Regions from separate parts of the Homo sapiens genome. Here region 1 is linked to region 2. A link is an interaction called in ENCODE POLR2A ChIA-PET data of the cell type or tissue named here. Cell type or tissue: CD4-positive, alpha-beta T cell. All regions are shown on one strand. Links, peaks and the distances in the headings refer to the core of each region. The heading gives the core; the rest is flanking DNA. Region 1 overlaps PDZD2 (PDZ domain containing 2). Region 2 overlaps PDZD2 (PDZ domain containing 2).

Region 1 (2,807 bases), core at 127-2,626, 130 kb before region 2:
GGCCAAGATGGTGCCACTGCACTCCAGACAAAGCAAGACTCCATCACCAAAAAAACAAAAAACACCATATTGAATTGAATCTCAAACTTCCTTAAAACATATAAATGAGACGTTTGGTAGAGAAACCAAAACAAAAAATTAATTGATGAATTTGATACCCACTGCCACAGACACTGGGCTGCACGTTCCCTAAATACATTTAAGAAATGCTTCAACCCCTATAAAAATCTTTAAAAAAAAAACAAAAAACAGGCTGGGCGTGGTGGCTCATGCCTGTAATCCCAGCACTTTGAGGAGGCCAAGGTGGGGGGATCACCAGAGGTCAGGAGTTCAAGACCAGCCTGTCCAACATCTCTACTAAAAATATAAAAAAATTAGCCAGGCGTGGTGGTGGGCACCTATAATCCCAGATACTCAGGAGGCTGAGGCAGGAGAATCGCTTGAACCCAGAAGGTGGAGGTTGCAGTGAGCCGAGATCACACCACTGTGCTCCATCCTGGGTGACACAGTGAGACTCCATCCCCCCAACAAACAAAAAAAACAAAAACAATAAATAAATAAATAAACTAATCAATGTCTCTAAGCCATCTGATTGCTGATAGCTTTTCCACCTTGGTTTATCCTCTGCTTGTCTCCTTACTTCACTCCAAGGACACACACATATGCTCACTGCAAAACTGTTGACTTCCCCCAAGTCCTTAGCTATTTAGAGAAATGAAAGCAAAACTTTCCAAAGTGATTTACTTTGGGGTCTCACTTCAGACTCACCCCTGTAGCTCTTTTTAGCCCTAGCTATATGGGCCTGAGTCACAAGACATATGAAACAAAAGCCATCTTCATATGAAACAAATGACATATGATATATGAAACAACATATGAAACAAAAGCCATCTGCTTTTAACATCCATCATGAAAAGTCCAATGGAACCGTTAAGGTACAACATGGACAAAGCCACCATCCCCCTAGAAATAGGCAACCTGCCTGTTCAAGCTGCTTGCAAAGGAGAAAGAATGTGTGGCATTTAGAAAATCTGAAATACACAGTCAGAAACTGAAATGAAACTTTATGCAACAGTAAAAAAAACAGATGTTGGGCAGTCATTGATGTGCAGCAATAGGAATGTCTGGGGAAATTATTAGCAGACAGAGACCTGTTGGATCCCACACTCCTTCGGGTAGCGTGCTGTTCGGTGGGGCTCCGCTATCCCAGGAACAGACGCTGGTGCCAACTGTCTCCTCCATCCCCTGACCACAGTCAAATGAAGCCTGTCTGGCCAAATGTAACTTCAGAAGTCACTGGCTTACCACAGTAGTTCATGAACTTGTCAATGATCTCTATTTCATCCAATCACCTCATTTTGGACTCTATGGTTTTTGGTTTGCTGCCTCTGACCTCTGGAACACCTTTCCCTTCCCCATTCAGAAACATCCTCCCTGGCCTTCGAAGTCTCTCATGGCTCTACTACTTCCAAAAAGCCATCCTTGAGGAGCAGTGCAACCACCAAGATGGCAACTTTCAACACTTCCAATGGGGCCCGATGGCCTAGTGGATACCATTGAAAAGAACAGAATCAGGGATGTGCTGACTGGATGTTGTCCTGGCTTTCTGGGCCTCCCACGCCAGCATAGGGAGCAGCCCTGTGGCGGCCTCACGGCACACGCGAGAGTAGGATGGTGGCTTTTTTTTTTTTTTTCCATGGAAGAGGCACACTTGAGAGAAGGATGCTGGCTGTTTTTTTCCGTGGAAGATATGCTCTGGCTGCTGGGGTCTAGAAGATGAGTGTTTCTTCCTCCCCCAGGACAGAAAAGCTGTGAACCTCTTTCCCAAGAGCAACAAGGACCATTCTTAGAGTCCAGAAATAAGAAAATCTATTTGGGTTTTAGCGCAAATTAGTAAAAACCTATCCATCCCCCTTACTAGTTTACACCACCATTCTTTTCTCCTTTTCCCCTCCTCTTTGTTAAACAAAACATGTAAGTATGGTTAACAAAGGATGTGACAATACTAGGTACATTCCTTTCTAATTTTTAAATACTTTTAGAAGTAGGACATGTGACAAGAAACATGCAAAACGATGTTCATGGGAATACAATATCAGCTCAAATGTATATATATATATACTGACAGAAGAGTTCAAGACACTTTCCATCAAGAGCACCCACATTTCCACTCCACTTGCCTGCCCCCAGCCCCAAACCACAAAACTCGTTAAAAATAAAGTCATGCAAAACACTTAACAAATAAAACTGGCTTCAGAGGGCAGAAATCACTAATCTGTAATACAGCCCCCAACTACACTACTCAAGAAACAGACCTTCTTTTTCACTTTTATCCGATAACATAATTTTTTTTTAATTGAAAGTAGGAGATAGGAGGGGAGTGTCCAAAGAAATTAATGCAAGTTTCCTCACCTTGGAATTTCTGATCATCTAATGAAGGGAGTTCAGAGGACTACAAAGGAAGACACAAGCAACAAGAAGTAAATGTTAGCAGTTTTTTTTGTTGTTGTTTTGTTTTTTTCTTTCGAGACAGGGTCTCACTCTGTCACCTAGGCTGAAGTGCAATGGCACAATCTTGGCTCACTGCAACCTCTGCCTCCTGGGTTCAAGTGATTCTCCTGCCTCAGCCTCCCGAGTAGCTGGGATTACAGGTGCACACCACCACATCCACTCAGCTAATTTTTGTATTATTAGCAGAGACAAGGTTTCACCATATTGGCCAGGCTGGTCTTGAACTCCTGACCACTGGTGATCTGCCCACCTCGGCCTCCCAAAGTGCTGAGATTACAGGCGTGAGCCACCGTGCC
Region 2 (2,807 bases), core at 229-2,728:
ATGTCTGTAATCCCAGAACTTTGGGAGGCCGAAGCAGGCAGATCATTTGAGGCCAGGAGTTCAAGACCAGCCTGTGCAACATGGCAAAGCCTCATCTCTGCTAAAAATACAAAAATTAGCCAGGAGTGGTGGCGCACGCCTGTAGTTCCAGCTACTCTGGAGGCTGAGGCAGGAAAATCTGCTTGAACCCGGGAGGCGGTGGTTCCAGTGAGCTGACATCGTGCCACTGCACTCCAGCCTGGGTGAAAGAGCAAGACTCTGTCTCAAAAACAAACAAAAAAACTCACCTTTAACGCAAGCCTCATTTTATGAATGAGCAAAGTAATTCAAGAATGTTAACAATTGGCTCCAAAGTGACAAAACCCATTAGAAAAAGCAGCAGCAGCAAACCCAGAACAAGGGGCCCAGGAGTTAAGTTTTATTAAGGGCATCCACGGTCGGCATAGTAATGAACACTACGCGCAGTCCCTCACCCACTCCATCCTCACCATGAACCTATGAGGGAGTGACAAACTTTATCCTTGCTTTATTGTTGAGAAAAGCAAGACAGGTATGCTAACTAGCTTTTCCCAAACTCACGCGGGACAGCTGCATTTATTTATTTATTTTGAGATGGAGTCTCGCTCTGTCGTCCAGGCTGGAGTGCAGGTGGCGCGATCTTGGCTTACTGCAACCTCCACCTCCCAGGCCCAAGCGATTCTCCTGCCTCAGCCTCCTGAGTAGCTGAGATTAAAGGCACACGCCAGCACACCCAGCTAATTTTTGTAGTTTTAGTAGAGACAGGGTTTCACCATGTTGGCTAGGCTGGCCTTGAACTGCTGACCCTCGTGATCCACCCACCTCAGCCTCCCAAAGTGCTGGGATTACAGGCATGAGCCACCGCGCCCGGCCAACAGCTGCTTTTAGAACAATATTCCTTCACTGAGATGGTTTGTGTGTGGGGTCAGACAGAGGTGACCATGTGACATACCACTTACCTATGCAACACAGGGTATGTCAAGGCCCTTCTGAGCCTCAGGCCCAGATCTGCAAAATGATAACCCTCAGTTATCTAGGTGTGAGATCCCCCAGTTAAAACTCCCAGCACAAATCCTGACAAATAGCAGGCACTCAGTAAAGGTCACCAGCTCCCCCTGCCCTGCTCTGCCCCGCCCCTCCCCGCCCCACCCCACACCTGCTGCCTTCCTTTCCCTAATCTTCCTGAACCTTTGTCTGATAGTTACGGGTAGGGATTTATCAGGACTCTGGCTGACACACATATGTAGAAGAATATAACACGTGGAGGGCGGAACACTCAGTAACTAGGATTCACCTCATCACACACAGACCTCAGCTTGCTCTCAGGCAGTCTAATTTGCTTTGCGTCTCTTCATTAAGGAAAGGCTTTTTCTTGTCCATCTGAATCCAACTTGAAGCTGTAGATTTAGTGGAGCCAAAATATTTTGATTTTGTAGGGAACACCTGATACCCTGGTCCTTGAACTAAATATAGACCCGTGAAGGGCCAAACCAGAAGCAGCACCGATCTCCGTGTAGCAGCAAAGGCCTCCCAGAGAAAGGCTCTGCCAGCAGCCCTCACCTGGCCTGAAGGAAACCACTTCTTCTGCAGATGAGGCTGAGGCTCTGGCTCCAAAAACCACACAACTTTTAACTAACTCACCCAGCCCAACCCCAGCACCTCATATACCCACATAAAATGCTGCTCTGAAGTTTAAAGGTGGAGAGATGCTCCAGAGCAGCAGTGGGCTGGTCTGGATAGCCCCCAACTGTATACACTGGGGCTGCGCTGAAGTCTAGGTTGGAATCTGCTGTCTGCATCCCATTAGGTTTTTTTATGAGCTCAAGAGCATGACTTTCTGGTTTGCATTTGCAGCCAGAGGGAAGCAATAAAGAGCAGCAGAGAAGCTTTTTAAAGGATACCTGGTGGAGGTTAGTTGCACCAGAAAGCACCCAGGAAACGACCAGGTGGTGTAACCAGAGCAAAATGAGGAAAGAACTCCAGGCAGAGTCAAGGCATGGAGGTCTGCTACCATCCACGGCATTTACTGTGCTCCAGACAAAGCCCTGAACCTTTTGGGCTGAACTTCACCTTCGAAGGATGAAGCTGGATTAGACATGCTCTGAGATCCCTTCTAGCTAGAAAATTCTATTATTTCAGTTCCTTAAGGAACCCCTGACTCTGAAAAACATGACAGCTAATTGCTAGCAGTGTGTTGCCTGTAACTGGCACTCAGTAATTGCTTACTGCACGAATGAACTGACACTGATAAGGACACAAATCAAAGTTATGAAAATTCACTAATAGTCACAGATATGATACCCGCATACAGACTAGAATCCAAAACGTTGGGTCCCAAGAACACAGCAACAGAAACAGGTGCCTCTCCCACAGGACAGCATGGCCAACATGAGGTCAGCTGGCAGGGTCAGCAGCTTTCTGTCTTCCCTTTCTCTTCTTTTTTAAAAAATAATTTGCACACTTGTGGTATGATGCCTTTAAGGGTGGTGGGAGAGTATCGTCGGGGAGGCTCCTAAGCAGCTGTGAGGGCACGAATCCTCCCAGACGCCATCACCACCTTCTGCAGGGGGTCATACCCACCCTCTCTCTGCCCTCAGATGCCCGGGCCGACAGCAGGAATTAAGAGTCTGAGCTCAGCTGCAGCACTACTAGAAGGCACTGCCAACAGCACTAACAGGAAACACACACAGGGCTTTGATATGTATGTTATTATTCTACTTCAAGAGTTGCCATCCTGAGGCTGGGTGCGGTGGCTCATGCCTGTAATCCCAACAATTTCAGAGGCCGAG

What was found. ChIA-PET counts read pairs that join two places held together with the same protein. Peaks named below come from ENCODE experiments on the same cell type or tissue, not always from the same donor. Only the 100,000 strongest peaks of a DNase experiment are listed, where the experiment ranks them.
Region 1: POLR2A ChIA-PET joins it to region 2 with 5 read pairs; 4 of 35 experiments call an interaction of 5 or more read pairs at or near these places.

What each region holds. Positions count from the first base shown.
Region 1 is chr5:31,991,752-31,994,558 of GRCh38, reverse strand. The region is part of intron 3 of PDZD2 (PDZ domain containing 2); the gene reads right to left. Among named protein-coding and RNA genes, the nearest start is that of MIR4279, 57 kb to the right of the region's middle. In CD4-positive, alpha-beta T cell, for the core only: no CTCF peak of the experiment used is centred there; no DNase peak of the experiment used is centred there.
Region 2 is chr5:31,866,248-31,869,054 of GRCh38, reverse strand. The region is part of intron 2 of PDZD2 (PDZ domain containing 2); the gene reads right to left. Among named protein-coding and RNA genes, the nearest start is that of MIR4279, 69 kb to the left of the region's middle. In CD4-positive, alpha-beta T cell, for the core only: no CTCF peak of the experiment used is centred there; a DNase peak (open chromatin) is centred at 1,624.